Regions from separate parts of the Homo sapiens genome. Here region 1 is linked to region 2. The links are chromatin contacts, found by Hi-C or POLR2A ChIA-PET in ENCODE. All regions are on one chromosome and are shown on one strand. The core of a region is the stretch at or near the end of the contact, and the rest is flanking DNA. Distances in the headings are between cores, read along the strand shown. Region 1 overlaps ADA (adenosine deaminase). Region 2 has its middle 30 kb from the start of SERINC3.

Region 1 (6,189 bases), core at 3,430-5,929, 90 kb after region 2:
AACTAAAAGTCAATGAAGGCTGGGCATGGGGGCTCACGCCTGTAATCCAGCCACTTTGGGAGGCCGAGGTGGGTGGATCACCTGAGGCCAGGAGTTTGAGACCAGCCTGGCCAACATGGTGAAACCCCATCTCTACTAAAAATGCAAAAAATTAGCCAGGCGTGGTGGCGCACACCTGTAATCCCAGCTACTTGGGAGGCTGAGACAGGAGAATCACCTGAACCTGGGAGGCAGAGGCTGCAGTGAGCCGAGATTACGCCACTGCACTCCAGCCTGGGCGACAAGAGCGAAACTGCATCTCAAAAATAAAAAATAAGAATAAAATAAAAGTCAACGAAGGCCTGCGCTCCTGCTGGATGCTAGATTGTAGAGTTAAACAGGAGGGTCCAAGTCCTGTTCCTGGGGCTTGTACAGGCCCCAGAGTGGGAGAGGCATTAAGCAAATGTCACATGGGAAAATGTACAGTCACAAACCAAGACGACTCCTTGGGAAGTACGAACACAGTCCTATGACAGAGGGTAACAAACAAGAGAAGTGAATACATCTAGAGGGCCAACAATGAGCCTGAGCGAAAAGCTAGAGGATAGCGAGGAACCCACAACACAAGGCAGGGGTGCGGAGGGAGGCAGGAAGAAAATTCCAGGCAGAAGGAACAGCATGTGCAAGGCCCTATGGCAGGAGAAAACGGGGTATATGAAATGGATTAAATAGAGGTTCAGAGAAGGGAGGGTTCATGGTACTGGAGAGGCTGCAGGATAGGACCACCCAGGCAGGGCTGTGCGGGCCACGAGGAGTCAGGCTTTATCTGGAAAGCACACAGAGGCCATTGCAGGGTTGGCAGCTGGTTAGAGAAAGAGGATGGCTCCTCCAAGGCCAGTTAGAGGCTACTGCAGCCATTTGAAAGATGACGGTGGCTTGGACCAGGGTTGTGAGGTGCATAGAGGAAAAACAGGTGGATAGAAAGAGATGCCAAGGCTCACACTTCAGGTTAGGCCTGGGTGGGGAGCAATTCCCGCAGTTTGAGACAGAGAACTCTGGAAGAGAAGACCAAGTCCTGGAGCTCCCTCCAGGAGGGAGGATGCGGGGGAGGGAGGCATGATTGGTTTGGTTTTAGTTATGTTACACTAGAGACACCTTTTGTTTTTTGTTTTTTTAAGACGGAGTTTCACTCTGTTGCCCAGGCTGGAGTGCAGTGGCTCCAGCTCAGCTCACGGAAACCTCCACCTCCCGGGTTCAAGCGATTCTCCTGCCTCAGCCTCCCGAGTAGTTGGGACTACAGGCACCCACCACCATGCCCAGCTAATTTTTGTATTTTTAGTAGAGATGGGGTTTCACCATATTGGCCAGGCTGGTCTTGAACTCCTGACCTCAAGTGATCTGCCCACCTCGGCCTCCCAAAGTGCTGGGGTTACAGGTGTGAACCATCGTGCCCAGCCAACTGGAGATGCCTTTGAGATATCCAAAGGTAAGTGGAAGAACCCAGTGGGATACAAGAGTCTAGAGCTGGCCTGAGAAGCCCAAGCTGGGAATGTAGGTAGGAGTGTGGGTAAGCACAGAAGCTGTGGGCTTGAAGGAGCTCACCTAGGGAGAAAATATCAAGGGAGGTAAGGAAAAGGCCTAGGATGAAACTTTGACCAGCACAAGCACTTAATGGCCTTACGGAGGAGGCTGAGCCTACAGAACTGTGGCCAGAGAGGTGGGAGGGTGTGTGGTATGCAGAAGGCCAGGCCGTCAGATGTCAAGGAGAAGCGAGCAACGGTTCACAGGGTTAGCATAGTGGGCTGAATGGTGGCCCCCACAAAGCTGTCTACATGCTAATCCTAATCCCCAGAACCTGTAAATATTACCTTATATGGGTCGGGCGTGGTGGTTCATGCCTGTAATCCCAACACTTTGGGAGGCTGAGGTGGGTGGATCACTTGAGGTTAGGAGTTCAACACCAGCCTGGCCAACATGGTGAAATCCCCTCTCTATTAAAAATACAAAAATCAGCCAGGCATGGTGGCATGCACCTGTAGTCCCAGCTACTCAGGAGACTGAGGTAGGAGAATCATTTGAACCTGGGAGGCGGAGGTTGCAGTGAGCCGAGATTGAGCCACTAGCACTCCAGCCTGGGCAACAGAGCAATACTCCCTCTCAAAAAAAAAATATTAACTTATGGCGGGTGGATCACCTGAGGTCAGGAGTTCGAGACCAGCCTGGCCAACATGGTGAAACCCCATGTCTACTAAAAATACAAAAGTTAGCTGGGCATGGTGGCAGGTACCTATAATCCCAGCTACTCAGGAGGCTGAGGCAGGAGAATTGCTTGAACCTGGGGGCAGAGATTCCAGTGAGCCGAGATTAAATCACTTTACTCCAGCCTGGGTGAAAGTGCAAAACTCCACCTCAAAAAAAAAAAAAAAATTACCTTATATGGCAAAGTGTGATTATTAAATGTCTTGACAGGAAGAGTTTATCCTGGATTATCTGGTTGGGCCCTAGATGCAATCACATGTATCCTTATAAGACAGAAGCAGAGAGTTTTAAGAGAAACACACACAAGAGGAAGCAGCAACGTGACCTCAGAGGCAGAGACTGGAATGATGCAGCCACAAGCCAAGGAATGCCTAGAGCCACCAGCAACCAGAAGAGGCAAGGAATGGATTCCCCCGAGAGCCTTCAGTGGGCATGTGGCTCTGATGATATCTTGATGTTGGACTTCTGGCCCCCAGAACTGCCAGGGCACACGTTTCTGTTGGTTGAAGCCATGCAGGGTGTGGCAACTTGTCACGGCAGCCACAGAAAACTCACATGGTCAGGCCCTGCTGGAGGTCACAGGATGGAAGGGCAGAAACTTGTCCGTCGGGCTAAAAGCGCAGGCACTGGGGGCTTCAGAGGAGTAGTTCTTAACCCCGGCTGCAAGTTAGGAGCACGGGAAGTTCTGGCCAGTTCCCAAGGCCTCAACCCCATCTGAGGTCAATTAAAGAAAAATCCTTGGTGGCAGGCCCAGGTGGAGGACTTTTTTTAAAAAAACACGTAGTCAAGATTGGGAACCACTGCCGTAGAGGAACCGTTCTAGAGGCCTGAGTGAGGGTAGAATCCACATGGGAATAAGGTAAGAAAGAAGTGGAGGTAAGAAGAGGAAGAAGGTTTAGACTACTCTTTCACAATTTTGCCCCTAAAGGAACTAGCAGCCTTGGAGGGGGCAGGACGTGCATGTGGGTCAAGAGAATGGCAGGCTTTTTCAAAGGGGCATGTCTTGGGCAAGTTTAAACACCCATGGGGATGATTGAGGCTGAGTGAAAGGAGTTGCATGAGGTTACTGGGAAGGTAGGAGGAAGTCAGAAAGTCAGAAGGTCAAACCAGGCCTGGCCTTGGAGCCCCTGAGAACAGGAGGATCAGGCAGTGAATGGGGGCGGTAGTCACGTCCGCTTGTGGGTGGGACTGGTGGGGGGAGGTCTGCATGGCTACTTCTGGCTAAAGTATTTATTCATTTATTTATTTGTTGTTGTTGTTTTTTTTTTTTTGAGATGGAGTCTGGCTCTGTTGCCCAGGCTGGAGTGCAGTGGCAAGATCTCAGCTCATTGCAGCCTCTGCCTCCCAGGTTCAAGGGATTCTCGTGCCTCAGCCTCCCAAGTAGCTGGGATTACAGGCGCCCACCACCATGCCCGGCTAATTTTTGTACTTTTAGTAGAGACAGGGTTTCACCATGTTGGCCAGGCTGGTTTTGAACTCCTGACCTCAGGTGATCCACCCACCTAGGCCTCCCAAAGTGTTATGATTACAGGCGTGAGCTGCCTTACCCTGCCTGGCAAAAGTATTTAAATGCCAATTCAAGAGCCCACCTCCCAGCTCTGCTTTACTCTGGCACAACAATTGGCAATGTTCAGAGTGGAATCTTCCCATCTGCCTGGGGCCCTGAGTGATCCAAGGAGCCGAAACCTCACTGGAGGCCCTGGAGGGACAAGCAGTATGAGGTCAACCTGGGTCTCTGCAGACCCCTCAGACCTGGGGGCTGTTTGTTACCACAGCAGCACAAGGTAGCCTCTCCTGCCTCAGAATGAGCAAACACACCTTTCTGAACTCAGCCTTGCAAACTGTGATAAGAAGCAGACCAAGTGCTATGAGATAAAGAAAAATCACACTGGGGTGGGGGCAATTTAGAAAGTGTGTTGGGAAAAGATCACTTAAAGGGGGAGTTCGCCAGGGAGAAGAAAGAAGGAGAGGGAGAATGGCTCCAGGCAGGGGAGCTGCGTGTGCTTAGTGTCTGAATCAGGAAGCAGGCGGGGAGTTGGCCAGAGTGCAGAGTGAGGTTAGTGGTGAGAAATGAGGCCAGGGCAAAGTGGAGAGGGGGCAGGGAGATTGCAGAGGCCGAAGCAAAGGGTTTTCCACCCAAGTGTGTTAAATCGGAGAGTCCCCTTTAAAAAAACCTTTCCCGGCTGCTGTGTGGAGGACAGGATGGCAGGAAGCCAGAACAGAAGACCAGCTACTGCGGGAGGGAAGATCTGATTGGGATTTGAATAACATGCGGGAAGTACTCAAGGCAGCGTCAGAGACAGTGGGTGCTCAGCGGGGCAGAAGCCAGACAGTGCCGGGGTGCAGAAGCTAGGGGTTCAGGGAGCTGGGCAGGAGGCAGGAGCGCCTCTGGGAAGGGGGAAAGCAGAGCCAGCTGCCCACCATGACCAGTAGCACTCATCCCTTCTCACGGCTGCCTGAGAAGAGGCCCAGACGCGTTTCAGGTGTGGAGCAGAGGCAGGAAGCCACCTCCACAGGTGGCTCAAGCTCAGGCAGGCCTCCTACTGAATTTTCTAGAAAACTGCAACACACCATGGGAAGTCTGTCAGCCTATTCCAGATGACAATGACAATGGGGTGGCGACCCCGCTCTCCTGTCTCCTTTCAGGGAAAAGGGTCAGCAGTGGCCTCAAACTTTTGAGTATCTACTATGTGCTAGACCATCTATATGCATTATCTTATTTCATCCTTACAACCAGCAAGGTAGAGACTTCACTCCCATTTTACTGATGAAGAAACTGAGGTTCAAAGAAGTACCCCAAAACAGTCAGTGATGGAGTCAGAATTTGAACCCTAGTCTGATTCTTGAGCTCCTAACCACTCTACTGTACTGCCTCTGTGGGCCTAGCCTCAGACATCAATAATACAGAAATAATAATAATGATAAAGCAGCTACCTACTGTTTTCAGACCCTTTATCTCATTTAATCCCTAGGCAATGTACATATCGGCCCATGTTACAGATGGGGAAATGGACTTGCCAGGCTAAGCCCGGAGAAGTTCAGTGGCCTGTCCAGAGTTACACAAAATTGATGGTGGTAGAGCTAGGGTGGAACTCAAGTCCCTCTGCCTCAGCCCAAGCCCTGCCCACAGGCCACACCCCCTCCCTGGCACTCATGTCGAGACAGTGCCTGGCCTCCTGACCTCTCCAGAGGGGAATCTCACGCCCCTTCCCACTGCCTTTGCTCTCTGCAAGGCTGACTCACAGCCAGCCCAGCATTTGTCTGAACAGCAGGAAATCCTCCCAGCGCTGATGTGAACAGGAAGCATCCTCAGTTACCAACAAATATTTACTAAGCCCCACTATGTGCCAGGCACCGTGGAGGCCCTCGGGAAATGCACTAAGTCCCTGCTCTCAAGAGATGCGTGCCAGAGAGGTCCAGGGCGGTGGGTTCACTTACCCAAGGTCACTCAGTGTGTCGGTGGCAGAGCTACCATGAGGACCCAGGTCTTGGACTCCTGGGACAGATACTCCCAGATCTGACTCATGTTTCCACGTTCCCAACTGCTGGAGGGCGAGCAGGGCCGTCTACCTCCAAGGCAAACCTAGTCAGATTAGTTCTCCCTGGTGAGCCTTGGGGACAACTAATCTGACTGGGTTTACCTTGGAGGTAGACGCCCTGCTCGCCTCCGGCAGTTGGGTTTGCCTCCCAAACACATCGCTCTGTTTTGTTTTCGTCTGACTTTTTGGGTTCATGTATGTAACATGTCTGTCTCCCTCATGAGCCGTTTGCTGAGAGGGGGGACCTTGTCTGTGTCATCATGTCGTGTCCTCAGCACCTCGCACAGCACCTAGTGCTCTCTGTGTTCAATGACCACACCGTTATTTCCTCGTTTCCCTGTCCCATGTCAGCAATGCTGGGTGCTCTCCCTGCAACAAGGAAGGGGCTGACCTGCCCCCATGGGACCTGGCA
Region 2 (6,297 bases), core at 3,089-5,588:
GGAAGAGAAATGAAATATCCCTGATGGTTTTAATAATTTTCTGCAGTGTTTGTTTGGACAAGAAAATCAGCTGTCACATCCCCTGGGTATGAGAGTTATATAAACCCAGATCAGAAAGTCAATGCTGCAGACTTAAATTCTCAGGAAGTTTTAAAACTTTTAAAACTACCACTTGCCTTTTGGATTTGACTTTTTAAAAGTTTGATTTTTGCTTTTTCAGATACTAAACTTTTGGCATTCTTAGTATTTGTGATTTATAGCATCTTGTACTTTTATAGACTTACTTATTCAAACAAACTAAACCCCCACTCTATGCCCAGATAACAAAAAAACACGTACAAGATACAGTTTTATCTCAAAATGAGCAATATCCTGAAGCTATCATTTGGTCCCAGTGACATATGAACTGTTCGTTTTTTTCCCCATATACTGTTCTGTGTAAATGTTCTATTACACAGTCTTTTTTTCTGGATTATTTTTCTGGAGATTTCGTTATACTTTGTTGATGTTTCTTTTCAAAAGCTCCCGCACAAATCATCTCCAGTAGTCATCCAGCCAGTGTTGTACTAGAAGATGTGTTACTTCTAATTTAAACTTCCATTTAAGGCTTGACGCTGTGGCTCACACCTATAATCGCAGCACTTTGGGAGGCCAAGGCAGGAGGATCACTTGAGCCCAGGAGTTCAAGACCAGCCTGGGCAACAAAGTAAAACCCCATCTCTACGAAAAATGGAAAAAAATAGCTGACATGGTATCACATGCTTGTAGTCTCAGCTACTTGGGAGGCTGAGGTGCGAAGATGGCTTGAGCCCGGGAGGTAGAAGCTGCAGTGAGCTGTGTTTGCCCCACTGCACCCCAGCCTGGGTAACAGCATGAGATCTTTTCTCAAAAGAAAACAAACTTCCATTTGAGAAAGTGACAGAAAAGTTTTGGATTTTTGTAATTATAGGAATTCTTTACTTTTCTTTGATAATATTATATCTCTTTCAGTGAAAAGGGAGTTAGGAAGAGATCTAAATGTACTCTTTGATCTTCCTTGTTAATCATTTAAAAATGGAATTCGGAGCTAATTTTAACTTCTGAAGGACCTGGGGGAATTTTATCTAGCACCTGAGGTATACCTTAGTTTTTTATGTATTGAATCTTTAGGACCAGTTTTATTCTTTCATTTAAATATGTAGTGAGCATCTAGTATGTGCTTACCATTGTGCTGTGTGTTTATATATATTATCTCATTTAATTCTCACACAAGCGTTGTTAGATACATAAAAGGGGACTTCAAAAAATTCATGGAAAAAATTGAATTAAAAGATAAAAATGAAAAATATAAACTTTATTTCTCAATATAAACTCCATCAAGTTCAAGGCAATATTGTAGTGATGATACCGGCCATTTAGCCCGTCCCTAAAGAACTGAGGGTTCTGGAAATTTAGCCATATTAATGCAGTCTTTTTTACATTATTAACTGAAAAAAAAAATGGATTCCCTTTAAAGATTTCTTAAGATTAGGAAACAAAAAGAAGTCAGAAAGAGCCAAATCAGGACTGTAAGGTGGATGCATAATGATTTCTGTGCACAGTGATTTCCCATTGAAATCTCGCAAAAATTGCCCTTGTTTGATAAAAGGAATGAGCAGGAGGAGTGTTGTCATGGTGGAGAAGGACTCTGGTGAAGCTTTCCCAGGCGTTTTTGTGCTAAAGCTTTGGCCACTGTGCCCAGCCACAACTTTCATTTTGTTAAGTCATCTAATCCTTACAACTGCTCCATGAAATAGGTACTATTATTATCCTTATGTTACAGATGGAGAAACTGAGGCAGAGAGCGGGACAGTAACCTGCCTAAGGTCCCAGAGCTCTAGAGTCAGTGGTCTTAACCTCTATTATGACCTCTCACTTAATGAGGGCCAGATTTCCCCTCTAGCTTTTTATTATGAAAAATTTCAAATGTGGAAAAAAATTAACAAGAGTACAATGAGCACCTGTATCAAAAACCTAGCCCAAACAATTGTTAACATTTTGCTGCATATAGTTTATCTGCATGTGTGTATTTCAATTTTTTGCTGAACTATTTGAAAATATATTATGGACATTATAATTCACTCCTTAAATACAAAACAAAGCAACATTTTCCTGTTTTTTTTTTGAGACGGAGTCTTGCTCTGTCGCCCAGGCTGGAGTGCAGTGATGCTCACTGCAAGCTTCGCCTCCCGGGTTCACACCACTCTCCTGCCTCAGCCTCCCCAGCAGCTGGGACTACAGGCACACGCCGCCACGCCTGGCTAATTTTTTTGTATTTTTAGTAGAGACGGGGTTTCACCGTGTTAGCCAGGATAGTCTTGATCTCCTGACCTTGTGATCTGCCCACCTCGGCCTCCCAAAGTGCTGGGATTACAGGCGTGAGCCACCGCGCCCGGCCCAACATTTTCCTTTTACTTGGTAAATGCATTCTTGGAAAATACATTGCCTCTAAAATCATGCAAAAGTACTTTGCTACAGACAAAAAGGAGTGGAGTTCTAGGTTCAGATAACTGTAAAGAGCTTTACATGAGTATCTTGATATTTAAAAATCAAGCAGAGTAAAGGGACAATTTTTGTTTCTATAAGACAGCCCCTCAATTTGCTGGATGTTTAACATCTTGGTCTCTACCTACTAAATGCCCATTTGAATGAGGAGACAATTGACTGTTGTGTCAACCAAAAAATGCCTCCCATCCCCTCCGTTTCCAGAAAGTCCTCTAGCCAGCTGTGCCTGTTGAGTGTCATTGACTTGACTGGTCTTCTGCTGAAGGAGCTATAGGTTAAATTAAAATAAAATGTGCTGTCACAGAATCCTTATCATCATGATTCAGAGTTGAGGTAATAAAGGTGGTAGAACTTATCTGTAATTCTCCTTTAGTTCTACAACCACATATGCTCTAGATTTGTAAACAAATATTCATTTATTCTGTTGTATTCTACCACCACCACTTTGTTCCACAAAAGGTTATACAGCAGATTTTTATTTATTTAACCATTAAGAGTGTCTCCCCGTGTATTGGAATCGGCTAGGAAATATTCGTAATTGCTACACTTTTCTATATAAAAAGGGACTTGAAGCAGACTCAGGGCCAACACAATGTAGAATCTGTTTCTTCTAGCTTTATTTCTCCCTGTGCTGCTAGAGGTACCAAAGGGTTTGTCTCAACTGTTACTACCCCTGACATATTCCATTGATCTCTTTACTTTTCTCTGTTGTCTGTCAGTCTGTTTGTCAGACTTATCTCAAATGCCACGTTGTTTGCGCGTATTTCTCAAAGCCATCCATCAGGATACAATCTAAATCATCACAGCACATTCTGTCTTGTGACACTAAGCACAGACTGCCTGTGTTACATTTGATTGTGTGTTTCCCTTTTCTTCCACATATGTTTCAGTAGTAATTTCCTGGGCAACTTATGTGTGGCGGGCCTTGTTTGGGATCTTGGAAATAGAGAGATGAAGCTCTCCTACATAGTCTCATTTACTTCCAATTTTGCTTTCTTGATAATTGGAGTAGCCTTTTCTAGCTTGTATCCCCTGCAGTACCTGATGCATTGCCTTGCTCAGGGTAATTCATATATATTTCTGAATTCAGTTTGGAATGAAAGGAGACAAGCAGGCACTTTTGAATCAAATCTGGTGCTGCCACTATGCAACTGTATATAAATCTAACCCAACCCCTGTGCGCCAGGTTCCTTATCTGTAAAACATGGATAATAACAACCATCTTACAGGATTGTTGTAAAGTTTAAAGATGAATTGTATGAAGCCTAGCAGAGTTATTGGCACGTAGTAGGTGCTCATGAAGTAGTTGTTATTGTAAGGGAGGTTCAGTCATTCCTTTAGGTCACTTGAGTGGGCAGTGGAAGCATTTAGGATCTTAATTGTCTTTAGGGAAATGCTTACTTAGTCTGGGGGCTTCTCCGAGAAGCAGGCTCTGGGGAAGGTCTGGCTCATTGCTGATTAACTGTTCCCTTTTTAGAGTCAATGATCTGAGTCTGTGTTTTGGAACCACTTATATAATGTATACCACCTGTTATTTGTGTATTTTTAGAAGTGGGAGTCGGGTAATCCTAGTCCTGTCAGTAAAAGAGCAAACTGTTTACCAGAAGCAGAGCTTTTTTCTTAACACTGACTCACACTGACTCATCTTTCTCATTTTTCTTCCCACCGCCTCATAACAACCTTGCAAGAGAGAGAATTTTTAGGGAATCAGTTGACTTACTTTTTTGTGATTTTCCAAAGTTGAAAGCTTGAAGGTATCAGGTCATTAATTCCATCCCAGGAAAGGCTAAAGTTTATGCTGCCTCGGAGTGCCAGTATGACCAACGCCATGTAGTGAATATCTCACATAAACCCTTGTCTAGACAAACCACTTCTGTTGGCTGAGAGGTTAGACAAGTGCCTGAAGTGTACATGTTAAGAGTAAACACATTTTGCTCTTTGAAAATGGTTGCCTTAAGTTGAACCTGGAAAGTTTGCTCTTCTGAGATAGGAAACCCAAGCAGTATTAGAGTCAGAGCTGTGGTAGCTTCACAGATGGATTTCAGATAACAGAGAGGCCAGACAGCACATTAGATCAGCAAAATGGTGAAGGAAGCTTTATAGATCAGAATGACTGATATCTTTGTGCCTTCATTTAACATTCATTAAATGAACATTTACTGATCATCTGTGATATACTTGGTGCTAGGGTTATGACAGTGACTAATAAAAACATAGTGCCTGCTGTCATGGACCTTATACTCTAATGCTCGTTTATAGTAAATGCTAAGGGAACAGAGAGATGCCTTGGCCTGCATATGTGAACATGTTCCTGTGCACACGGGTGAGGGGAGGAAGGAAGGCTCCTTGGAGGAAAAGGCACCCAAGCTGAGTCTGGTGGGGTGAGTAGGCATTAACTAGGAGAAAAGGGTTAGTTAGGGGAATGTGGGGTTGGCTGAAGAGTATTACATGCTGAAATGAGCTATGAGTCTTGGGGTCGAGAGAAGAGCTTGCCCTTGGAGAAGCTGAAAAAAGTGACCAAAGGACAGTGAGAGGGAAGTTTGGCACAAAATAAATTCAGAGAAGCTAACAGTGACAGCAGAGCATTGTAGACCAGTTTATTAATTTAAAAAAAAATTTTTTTTTTTTTGAGACAGAATCTTGCTCTGTCGCCCAGGCTGGAGTGCTGTGATATGATCTCAATCTCAGTTCACTGCAACCTCTGCCTCGCAGGCTCAAGCAATTCTCGTGCCTCAGCCTTCCCAGTACCTGGGATTACAGGCACACACCACCATGCCTGGCTAATTTTTTTTTTGTATTTTTAGTAGAGACAGGGTTTCACCATGTTGGTCAGGCTGGTCTCGAACTCCGGCCTCAAGTGATTCACCCACCTCAGCCTCCCAAAGTGCTAGGATTATAAGTGTGAGCCACTGTGCAAGGCCTAAAAAATTTTTTAATCCAGATAAATTTAACATATAGTGAAATGCTCATGACAAATGCATATACCTATGTAACCAACACCCCATTTTGAGTAGGAACTTTTAACTTGGTAGTCAGAGCAAGGGGAAGGATGGGTTTTTGAGCAGGGTCCAGACTTGATGCTAATTGCTAGCTAAGAACTGGGACAAGGGTGAGGGGGTGAGGGGGTGGCAAGTACCAGTGGGGACAGAGCTGGAATAGGCAGTAGTTTGCTGGTGGGCAGGAGCTTCCAGCTTGGGGGCAAAAAACAGATTCTTGGTTTTCCTAACTTGTTTTTAGCAGAGGACAAACCTCTAAGTGCTTTGTAAGATCCAAAGTGTCTATGCAGAAGACAACAGACTGTGTTTTTTCAAAGATTTTCTGGGAAGACTTCCAGGCTACCTGCAGTTTGAAGAAAGTCTTCTGAAAAGGGCAGGGGGCGTGGGGGCACCTACAGAGACAGGATTTCCCCCAACTCGATAAGATACAGGAAAATAATCATCTTATTGATTTACTTTTGTTCTATAGTAATGTGACATTTTTTCTTTTCTGAGAGTAGGGTATTAAAAATTGTTACGGTTTTGGGTTTTACAGATTTGTTGAAGCTTAATATCATTTAAGTGTCCTATTTTAATATCTGTTTTAATATCTGTATTTTTGACAGACTGCCAGAAATCATTTAACATGTTACTGTGCTATTTTTGTTGATGTTGTCATTATTATTTTTGTTGATGTTATTCTTAAAGAAAAAAGAAAAGATACTATCGATAGAATTATCGTCAGTATTAGAAATTAAGAAATGTTTTAATTTCAATTGAAAACAAACAAGTAAACAAA

The links. A loop is a pair of places that touch in the nucleus more often than their neighbours do. ChIA-PET counts read pairs that join two places held with the same protein, here RNA polymerase II (POLR2A). Pooled maps may share reads with other maps.
Region 1: a pooled map shows a loop between it and region 2 (4-fold over the local background). The contact joins two enhancer-like sites. A Hi-C loop is called at or near these places in 1 of 168 maps with a recorded cell type or tissue (CD8-positive, alpha-beta T cell) and 2 of 50 pooled maps. POLR2A ChIA-PET finds 5 or more read pairs at or near these places in 3 of 52 experiments (WTC11, activated CD8-positive, alpha-beta memory T cell and activated T-cell).

Annotation. Positions count from the first base shown.
Region 1 is chr20:44,638,277-44,644,465 of GRCh38, forward strand. All of the region lies in intron 1 of ADA (adenosine deaminase), which reads right to left. Among named protein-coding and RNA genes, the nearest start is that of ADA, 10 kb to the right of the region's middle. RefSeq lists enhancers at 1-3,725, 4,101-4,690, 4,682-4,801, 4,691-5,281, 4,812-4,991 and 1 more. Within about 2 kb of position 4,680, at least 37 of the 41 ENCODE cell types and tissues checked have a DNase peak (open chromatin) inside an H3K27ac peak, as active enhancers do.
Region 2 is chr20:44,548,938-44,555,234 of GRCh38, forward strand. It overlaps a transcript of PKIG not described here. Among named protein-coding and RNA genes, the nearest start is that of SERINC3, 30 kb to the left of the region's middle. Within about 2 kb of position 4,339, at least 5 of the 41 ENCODE cell types and tissues checked have a DNase peak (open chromatin) inside an H3K27ac peak, as active enhancers do.